Linked DNA regions of Homo sapiens: region 1 is linked to region 2. A link is an interaction called in ENCODE POLR2A ChIA-PET data of the cell type or tissue named here. Cell type or tissue: CD4-positive, alpha-beta T cell. All regions are shown on one strand. Each heading gives the region's core, and the rest is flanking DNA. Links, peaks and the distances in the headings are about the cores only. Region 1 has its middle 180 kb from the start of LINC02290. Region 2 has its middle 260 kb from the start of LINC02290.

What was found. ChIA-PET counts read pairs that join two places held together with the same protein. Peaks named below come from ENCODE experiments on the same cell type or tissue, not always from the same donor. Only the 100,000 strongest peaks of a DNase experiment are listed, where the experiment ranks them.
Region 1: POLR2A ChIA-PET joins it to region 2 with 63 read pairs; 7 of 35 experiments call an interaction of 5 or more read pairs at or near these places.

The regions. Positions count from the first base shown.
Region 1 is chr14:65,926,037-65,931,417 of GRCh38, reverse strand. No RefSeq gene overlaps it. Among named protein-coding and RNA genes, the nearest start is that of LINC02290, 180 kb to the left of the region's middle. RefSeq lists an enhancer at 1,883-2,420. In CD4-positive, alpha-beta T cell, for the core only: CTCF peaks have their summits at 3,040 and 3,240; a DNase peak (open chromatin) is centred at 3,307; H3K4me3 peaks cover 502 bases; H3K27ac peaks cover 3,418 bases.
Region 2 is chr14:65,845,080-65,850,460 of GRCh38, reverse strand. No RefSeq gene overlaps it. Among named protein-coding and RNA genes, the nearest start is that of LINC02290, 260 kb to the left of the region's middle. In CD4-positive, alpha-beta T cell, for the core only: no CTCF peak of the experiment used is centred there; DNase peaks (open chromatin) are centred at 2,760, 3,190 and 3,790; H3K4me3 peaks cover 1,086 bases; H3K27ac peaks cover 3,097 bases.

The DNA of each region.
Region 1 (5,381 bases), core at 201-5,200, 81 kb before region 2:
AACTCTTGTCCAAAAGGGACATCAGTGAGAGGGGTTAGGATCTGACTTCAGATGATGTTGACTCCAAGTTATTGATTCCAGGCTAGGGAGCAAGCTAGACAGTGACCGTCTCCAATAATGAACAGATGAAGTGAATCAGTGGATTGGTGGGAGGCTAACATGAGGCTCTGGAACTCTGCCACCTGAGTTCCAGTTCTGGGTCGGCCACGTCCTTCCTGCTATACTCTCTATGCCCCGTTTTCTTATTTTAAAATTGGGATAACAGTAATGTCTATTTCATGGCATTGTTAAGGGTTTTAAATGAGATAATACAAGTTCTTAGCATAATGCCTGACTTTTAACAAGCTCCCAGCCAATGTTAGCCGCTGTCATTCCCAAGGGTCTACCAAGTCAGAAGGCCTGAAATCAGGCAAGAGCATGGCAAGCTTGCCTCTCTTCAAAAGTGATGGAGATCTGCAGGAAGAAGGACCCATAATAAGAATTTTTTCTATTAATACAATAAAATATAAATATGCAGAATGAGTATTTATTTATTTTTGAGATGAGGTCTCAACTCTGTCACCAGGCTAGGGTGTTGTGGCATGATCTTGGCTCACTGCAACCTCCACCTTTCAGACTTAAGCAATCCTCTGACCTCAGTGTCCCGAGTAGTCGGGTCCCCAGGTGCATGCCACCAGACCTGGCTAATTTTTTGTAGTTTTGATAAAGACAGGGTCTTGCATTTTGCCCAAGTTGGTCTCGAACTCTTCAGCTCAAGTGATTCCCCTACCTGGACCTCCCAAAATGCTGGGATTACAGTCATGAGCCACTGTGCCCACCCAAGCATTTAAAAATACATAATGCAGAATAGTGGAGGCTTTTCAGGGCAAAATGGAGACAGGCTTTAAAAGGCAAATGCTGATTTTGAATTCCTGGAAATACTGTGAAGAGATGAGGTGAACGCTATCCAGGGGCTTTAGCATTGGGAGGTGATGGTGAGAATAAGAAGGAAAATTAGCCAGGAAAATTTTAACCTTGAAAATCAGAGCCCAAAACAATGGGTCTTAAGTTTTTGGGGATCACAAATCCCTCAGAGCATCTGATAGCTATAAACATTCTCCCCAAAAACCCCTCACATTCACATAAAACTCTAGATATAATCCCAGGGTGACCCTGGACTCCCTAGATCCTGAAGGAACCTGTGACCCCAGATTAAGAATCTCTTATAGAAGGAAAAGCCCACAGATGACATGGCTTGATGTCAGAGAAGATCTGGAAGCATGCGCATAAAGCTCAGACACTGAGCCCGGCCAAATGGGCCCTAAGGAAGCCACCTGGGCCATAGCCCCAGCCTGGCCATGTAGAATGTATATCTGAAAGTGGCCCCCCTGTGGCTATAGAGTTATGTGGACACCTACCAATGGTATGTGCTGGACTCCAAGGACCAAGGTGGGCAGTGGGGTATAGTTGGAGTTGGGGGACAGCAGGGAAGGAGCAGGGAAGGAGCAGAGCAGCCCACGGCAGCAGTCATTTCCCTTTGGTGAAGAAGCCCTCCCCCTGTAAGTAAAGGGAAGTCAGGGAAGTGTGACCTGAACTCAGAGAGGAAGGCTGCAGACCTCACAATGGTGTGCCTGCCACCGCTCTGCAGATCTGTTGGGTTCCTAGAAGTCGCCCTGGACCCCATTCTCTCCCCGCCCTGCTTTCTGGTTATCCCACACATCATCTCCCTTTTGCCTCCTTCCCACCACCCTGGCCCTCAACAGTCACCCAGACTCCTAGGAGTCGCATCCCCACCATCGCTGCCCCTTTAGCCCTCTGGGATTTATGATCCACGCTGCAGCCAGAGTGCTCTCCAGAATCACATCCAGCTTCCTGCGTGCAGCTTCAAAGCTGTGTGGTGGGCGTGTTCCCACCCCCCAGCCACTTCTCTTGACCCCACCACCTGATGGGACCCATTGGCTGAGCACCCTGTGGTCCAGCTCCCTTTCGACCCCCCAGGGCTCTCAGCCTCCCCAGCCCCAAACCCTTTGCCTGGCCAACTCTACACATCATTTAGGTCACTTGTCGCCTCCTTTAGGAAGTCTTTCCCAGCCTCTTCTCCACCCCGCAGCATCTCTTACCACTACCCTAAACTCCAGCCAGAGGGACTATGGTCTCTGCAGTCCCCTCTAAGCACTCTCCTGGGCTCCAGGCCATTCCTCCTCCTGCCTCAGCTCAGCTGGTGCCACTCCCTCCAGAGGCCTTCAAAGCCTTCCAGAGGGCTAGGGCTCCCACATGCGCTCAGCTCCTGGCTTTCTCCCTGCAGAGGTCTTGCCTCACCTGTGGGCTACATGCTCTTTCCCAAAAGGGTCTGTGCCTTGTTTACTTGTCCTGGGTAGTATTGGGTTGTTGTGAGGATGAATGAGTGGCATGTAGGTGAAGCACTTAGAACAGTGCCTGGAAAACATCAGGAGCAACTGTTAGTTCTATTATTCTTATTGCTGTTATCATCACCATCATTATTATTATCATTGACTGCTATAACCCCAGTGCCTGATATAGGGAGATATCCAATAAGTTTTTGTTGAATGGATGGATGGAAGGATGGATGGATGATAAAATTGTGTATTATTGCAGTCATCCTCAGTGCTTTTTATTTTCGTTTCAATGCCTTTTTTAAAAATCACTTCGTGTTCTTCAAAATATCCTGGGGAGGATTCTGGATCTGGCAAACCCTGAGGCTGAAGTGTAGAAAGACCATCCAAGAATCACGCCAGAAGGGGACAGAATGCAGCAATCCAGGTCCTTGCACCCCTCTCCTTCAGGATTCACCTTCCAGGAGAGTTTGAGAGGTCTACCTCTCAGATCAGCATTGGGAGGAGATGGGGAGAATTTCAGGACCAAAGAATGGGGTCCCATTGTGCTTCCTGAGTCTTCATGCTCTACTACTGCTGCCCAGGGCAGGGGGTGGGGGCCGTGATTGAGCACATTCAATCCCACTGAGATTTCATTAACTTGCATTCATTTGTGTCACTTAATTATTGTGAACGGGATCCTTCTCTAATAAATGTGTTTTCCTAACCCACAGCCTCTGGGCTATCATTCTAACCATATCTATTATGACTGAATGGCTTCTTGGAAACAGAGTGGCCTTCTTTGTATTTGGAGCTAAGTAGGGCATACTAAAGAGCTTCCCGCCCTCCAGAAAAGGGGGGTGGACAGGCAAGGACTCCGTGCTCTGGGGACCCAGCCTCCCGCTCCTTCATTGTGAATCACCTGCTGAAATAAAGGATCTGGAGCCTGGTGTGTTTATACAGCAGCGCGCCAGGCGACAGCTAAGGTGTTACACCGCAGCCTTCCAGGAAGGGGCAGGGGCCTGCTTGTGGGTTTAAATAACACGGCAACTGAGAAAGCTTATTCATCTTGATCTGTTGGCCTCATCAGTGAAGTGAAGGTGCTGAGATAACATCAAGCGAAAAGCAGCCCCACCCTGGGGGAAAATTTAGATCCTAGGTCTTTCTCATGAACATTCCTATTTAAAAGGAATTCTGTGCCTGCGCAGGGTTTTGTTTCCCTCTGCAAACTCCCTCTGTTTGAGTTAGAATTCTTCTTTCCTCTCTTGCCCTCCAAAATAGATCTCACTGGGCAGCAGAAGCTGGGTTCTTAAAAACAAGCAATTGTATTTAATTGCAAACTCCACAAACAAATGAGCAGCTGTATCTGTATTGATGAATGAATGTCTTTTGTCTTTACAGATACTTTAAAAAATGCATAGTCAACAGAGAACTGTATGCTATTTGGGAAATAGATTTACCTTCTTAATTATATTTTTACTTGTCCTTAGATTAAAATTAGTTTGCTTTGCCTGAGCTGACACTGCCTTGGGTGGTGAGAGATGATTAGAGAGAATCCTGCGGGGAGGAAAAGCTGATCTGATATGAAATATCTGGGGCCAAGGTCCTGTAGGGGGATGGTCTTTGAGGACTCAAAGAGCTGAGGGTTACTTGGGGCTCCTTTCCCTCAGTTTTACAGAAGGTACTTCTGGCTGGCAAAGATGTCACTGATCAGTTTTCAGGAGGAATTATTGTGGCTCACTGAAGAAGGTGTCTCTCCAAACTCACAGATCCTAATGATCACTTTATCAACAGAGAAATGAAATCTAGGATGGGGTCTCTGTGCTTGGCCGGAGACCCTGCATCCTCTTTAGCCAGGATTCTCTTGTGGAGATAAGGAGCTTCATCAGTAATTGTGGATCTTACTAACTCCACCCAGCTAAGACTTGAAGTTCTGGTCTAAATGAGCAACAAACATTGAGGTTGTTGGGGTTTTACAAGCCCTCCCAGCCCTTGTGCTGGCAAAAGAGGAAGCCTGTGCATGAAAGCCAGACTTTGCCATAGCAATGATGCAACTCCATGAGTGGAAGAACACCAGGGTTCTTCGTCTCAAGTCGAATTAGATAAAATAACACGGACACACGTGGAGTCGTTTTAAGGACTGGAGAGTTTAATAGGTAAGAAAGAAGGGAAAAGAAAGAAAGCAGCAGCTCCCCTGTACAGAGATGGGGGGGGTAGGGGGCGGCTCCAAAGCGAGAGAGGGGACCCCAAGTACGCAGAAACCAGCCAGGTATATGGAGAGGCTGGAGGAAGCAGTATCTGATTTGCATAGGGCTCAGAGGATTGGTTTGACCAGGCATGTCATTCACGTAGCCCTTGAAAAAACTGACTCTCCCACCCTAGCCTTTTAATATGCAAATACAGGGCGCCATAATGTTCTACACACGTGGGGATATGTGGGGGCAGCCATGTTGCCAGGAACATGTGGGGCAAGGGGAAGAAGGAGGCAGGCAGCAGGAATCCTCTTGTTGGGGTGGACCCAGTTTCTAATGGCCAACATTTGCATATGAAAGATTGCCTGCCCAGCTCTAAGAGCCAGGGCTTTCCTGCTAGACAAGAAATGTTTCTGGAGCTGCTTTAAAAGAGATGAAAACTTTCCAAGGACCGCTTTTCCTATCTGCCTAGAACAATTTTTAATACCTCCTATCGCAGCAAGTCCCCATGTAGTGGGACAGCAGAAAGTGTGTTCAGCAAGGAAGAGGTGCTGTGCCTTACTTCCAGCCTCACCTGCATAAACCTTCTGCTCCAGCCTTCATTCTCTCTTATCCAATGTGCTGGCCTATTAGAAGATCTAACAGGTAGAGACACTAAAGAAGGTTCTTTTGTGTATGCAAGACTGATCATGGAAAGCCTCTCATGAAACACCAGGTGTGAGCAAAAAATAAACTTCCGTTGTGTTAAACCACTGATATTTGGGAATTCGTCTGTTACAACAGCTAGCATTACTTAACTAATAAATCTTCATATTTAGGAAGTAATAGGGAACAGCTTTCTCTAAGTTATAGTTTCTTCCTCCCTTCCAATGACCCA
Region 2 (5,381 bases), core at 322-5,321:
GAGTAGAATGTACTGGAGGTAAGAAATCTGTGTCTTCACCCCTATCACCACTGATGGCATGGTGGCCAACAGTTGCCTTGTTTAAAGTTTCAATGGTAGGTTCATCCAGTTACATAAACTCCTCATAGAAAATGACCTCTCGTTGTTTGGTATCACCCACGACAAGCATTACCCTACAGGAAGCAAGCCAATAGCAGGTGGATTCTCCTTCACTTTCTGCACCCGCTATCCCCAGAGCCCCGTCCATAGGCAAGAGAATCTCAAAGAGCCTAAGCAGACTTTTTCCTAGGTTTTCGTACTGCTTGATTAGTTATCTAGGAATGGATGGCTGGATCCATATCTATTCTGCCTCAAGAAACTTAACCCCAAACTCTTAGTGACAGTACATTTTTTCATCTCTGTTTTTCTTTTTTTAAAGAATATATCAGCAACTTCAAAAATGTACCAAGAATACCAGTTGTCATAGGGGCCTTAGTATCAGCTGCTTTGGCCTTCCAGTGGACTGGGGACAGGTCTCTCATCATATACCTGGCTGTCTGCTGGGCTCTTTCCAGTCTCTCATTAAATCCCTATCATGCTGGATTGGCTCTGAGCATTAGTGAAAAAAACACTTCCTGTTTTCCTGACAAAGCAGAACCTAGCACACTGCCCTTGTGTGATGAATACTTAGCGATTATCTTAGTGCAACCAAGAGGAAAAAAACAAGGGATTTAACCAGCAGGAGGGGAGTATGCTTAGCACTCAAGATGCTAAGCTGCTAATAATCAGTGTGAACCAAAGGTACTTCTGGCTGTCTGGTCCTCCAGGGGTCGGTGAAAGGTGTTGCATCAAAACTGCTGCAGAAGGCAGCTCCCTAACAGGCAGAACAGTTATTAGGCTGGGCCCACTATGAAAAATAAATAAGAAGTATTGGAAAGGATTAAATCAGCCTTATAGAGATGTCTCCATTAGCCACGGGAATAAAGGTTTCAGGTGGAAACCTCAGCATAATCCCACAAAACAAAGTATGATACTTAACAGTCACTTATGAAATGGATTTTATGAGGTTTTTGGTGTTCCATTTTTTTAATTTAAGAAGCGACTATAGAGTACCTTCTTTCTGACTGTATTTTGCTTAGAACTGGGAACACATGAGCCAGATGGTGGAAGGAATGTTGGCCAGGATTCACAATTCAGTGTCACCTCAGAGGTGACATGAGCCCCAAGAGCGTGTTGGTAAATGTCTAACAACTAGCTCTACCATAAAAGCCCTGATTTGTAGTGTTTGCCACTTTTAGTAGTGTAAATGTTCCCGCCACAGCTGGTTTCATGGTATCAACATAATGTTACTGAACACAGTGTTGGAAGAGATGAACACAGATAGTAGTATTTCCAGACAGATTCACCAGGCATAACAAAGAAAACCCAAGAGCATAGACAATAGTAAAATACAGCCAAATCATTAGGAAGTCATGAGTTTTGAGTACCTATTAGCCTTGTTTTAAATGTAATTTATTGAAGTGTGAGGTTTTTTTTGTTTGTTTGTTTGTTTTTGAGACGGAGTCTCGCTCTGTCGCCCAGGCCGGACTGCGGACTGCAGTGGCGCAATCTCGGCTCACTGCAAGCTCCGCTTCCCGGGTTCACGCCATTCTCCTGCCTCAGCCTCCCGAGTAGCTGGGACTACAGGCACCCGCCACCACGCCCGGCTAATTTTTTGTATTTTTAGTAGAGACGGGGTTTCACCTTGTTAGCCAGGATGGTCTCGATCTCCTGACCTCATGATCCACCCGCCTCGGCCTCCCAAAGTGCTGGGATTACAGGCGTGAGCCACCGCGCCCGGCCGAAGTGTGAGTTTATATCATTTAATTTTGAATACTGATTCTGGTTCACAAAATGCCTGAATATTGAACAAACCTTTGCAGGCTTGTATGAGCCAGACCCCACATACCACTGTATCCACCAGAACAGAGGCTGAATTCAGGTGACAGAAACCAGGAGACCCACCAACTTTGGTGGGACCTGGACTCTTACGACTACATTCAAATAAATTAATCACTTTTCATAAAAATTGATATATCAAAAAAAAAAAAAAATGTCAAGGAACACCTAAAATGCACTTGGATGGCTTAGTCTACCATTTGAAACAAAACATTTGTCAAGCCTGTAATCCCAGCACTTTGGGAGGCCAAAGTGGGTGGATCACAAGGTCAGGAATTCAAGACCAGCCTGGCCAACATAGTGAAACCCTGTCTCTACTAAAAACACAAAAATTAGCCAGGCATGGTGGTATGCACCTATAGCCCCACCTACTCGGGAGGCTGAGCCTGGAGAATCACTTGTACCCAGGAGGCAGAGGTTGCAGTGAGCTGAGACCGTGCCATTGCACCTGGGTGACACAGTGAGACTCCATCTCAAAAAAAAGAAAAAAAAAAATTATCAGTAAATTTCTCGTATTGGCACAACATTGATATCTAAAGGCTTTCCATGAAATTCAATATGTAATAGAAATTACAGTACTGGAAAATTGTGCTCAAGTGACCAATTATTAATAGAACTCTAATTAATCTTAATTCAACTAAACTTAAAACCTTACGAGATTTTAAGAATAATAAAAAATTTTTTTAGGATCTCTTAACTTACATCTCATTCTCAATATTATTGACTAGGTTTTTTTTTTTAAACTATGCCTTTTCGATGTCTCTGAGAGTATCTGATTGTTGTTTTTGTACAAAGGGGAAAGGTAGGAGGCAGTTTCCTCTCCAGGAGATGTTGGGCACAGATATGTAATAACTAAACCACAAGGCAGAATTGTCTGTTGCTTTAGATTCTACGTATTTGAACTGTAAAGTGTCTTTCAACTCTGAACTCTGGGAATCTACATTTCTATCGGAAGGGCCAAGAAATGCCTTTCTGTCATGTGTGAGCTGGAAGAGTTTGCTTTGGAAACTCTTTCCATCAGTGATGAATTGTGCCTCCTCTGTGTGGTTCTACTGGGTGCTGGAGATGCACATACACAAGTCCATGGCAAGGTCTACAAAATTCTCATACACCAGGAGAAATTCACCCAAAGAGTTCATTTCAGCAGTGTTCATAATAGTTAAAAAACGAAAACAAATGCATGGTAAGGTACTGATAAGCTCAAAACAAGCACTGCCCTGGGCCTGCTTCCCACAATAGCCTCAAGGTCTTTCCTCTTCCGCTCAGTCATCCTCAGAGGTGGTAAGACTTGGTGAGAGATCTAGAAAGAAACCATCAGGTGAAGGCCGTGTTTTCTATGTCAGGAAACACGTGATGCACAGTCTCTTGGAGACAAAGTAGAAGTAGAAATGTCTCTGGGGACAAAGTAGAAGCTGGTGATATGAAGCAAGTCTCCAGGAATTATGTGCAAATGATGAATTTCCCAACCCTGTACCTGTAAGAACTTCAAAATTTCCTGGGCCAGGTGTGGCTAGGGAATTATTCAATTCCATAATTCCCATGTGGGTTCTGTTGTCTCCCCGCCCACACTTTCCTTGAGTCTGTCTTTTGCCTCTTCACTCACCACTGTCCACCCCCATTCCTGAGAAAAATTAGGTGTCCAAGTCCCTAAATCTGGTGCCACTTCCATTTCCACACATCCACCTTTGTTAAGTTCTGGCGAAGGAAATTACTTTAGATCTTTGTTCAAAAGTCATATATTTCAAATATAGTTTTACGTGGTGAAATTCTACCTTAAGCTGGCATTTATTTGACTCATTTTTCTAACAGAGCAAGGTCTGGTTCAAAACAGCAGAGTGAGCTGATTCTCAGCTAGTAATGGTTGCTAGGAAACCATTCTGTGGCAAATCAGAATCACATAAGCTCTGACTTCCCCATCTTGTGAACTCCTATAGAATTAATGCAGGCTCTACTCATTCAGTGATGAATCAGTACTGCCCAAGGATATCTCTTCTCTCTTACTGTTAAATTGTTATTTAATAATTAACTTTTATCTATAGTTTATGTCTTAGCTTTCCAGTTAGTTTTTAAACTTCAGAGGATGAGTCTTTTAGCCTGTGTATTTTGAGACCTCCACTTGCAAATGCCTAGTTGGCAGGGCTTAACCAATATGCACTGATTGTATTTGAAGGCAGGTGGTCATGTGGAAGAAACACTTCCAGATTGGAAAAAGAACAGTCTGGTACTTTCTACCAATAATTAAATGAGTTTTCAAAGCTATTTTCTTTCTTTGGCTTGTATGTCTGTTTTCTGCTCTTAAATTTGAGGCCACAGAAAACTTGGTGGAATATTCAAGAAATGGTTATATGAATTGATGCAATTTCTTTAGAGAACAATTTGGTAATATTTGTTAAAGCTGGACATACATGTAGGCAAGTCTATTGCTAGGTGCATAAAATTCTCATACACCAGAAGAAATTCACCGAAAGGGCTCATTTCAGCAGTGTTCATAATAGTTTTATAAAAATGAAAACAAATGTTAATAAAGAAGAATAGATTAAAAATGGTGGGCTGGGTGTGGTGGCTCACGCCTGTAATCCCAGCACTGTGGGAGGCCGAGGCAAGAGAATCACTTGAGGTCAGGAGTTCGAGACGGCTTGGCCAACATGGTGAACCTCGTTTTTACTAAAAATACAAAAATTAGCCAGGCATGGTGGCATGTGCCTGTAATCCTAGCTACGTGGGAGGCTGAGGTGGGAGAATTGCTTGAACCTGGTAGATGGAGGTTGCAGTGAGCCAAGATTGCACCACTGCACTCCAGGCTGGACAACAGAGCAATACTCTGTCTTGGGAAAAAAAAATTGGTGCCAGATTCCTACAACAGCACACTACACTAATATCATTCTATGCTACACAACGCTATATCACTCTAGGCCATACTAATAACAGTTAAAATGAGCTGGAGTTACATATGTCAACATGGTACATCACTGGGCAAAACAAACCTATTTGCAGAGAAATGCATATCATATGATATTATTTAGATAAAGTTTAAGATGTGTTATACCAAATTGTGTGTATGAATATAATACATAGTAAAAATTTACAAATACTATGTTATGGTAATAAAATCACTAAATTCAGTAAAGTGGTTGCCTTTGGGAAAGGGGGAAAGAGGATGTGTTGGGGGACTACACAATTTTTCCTATAATGTTTTATGAAAAAATATATTTGAAGAAAACATAAGCTGGGTGTATAATGGCTATATTATTCACCACGGGTTTTTTATGTTTTATATATTCATTTTCTTTCTGGAAATTTGTTTTAGGGTGACAAAAGGCCCATGATTCTTTCACTTGGGCAGATCACTGCACAAAGCTGGCACAGGAGAAGATAGTTAATTTCGGTTCAGGTATTTGATTCCTGCCAAGTTAGATGGATTCTTCTGAAGTTCTGTCTACACACTAGAAAGCTCACATGAATTA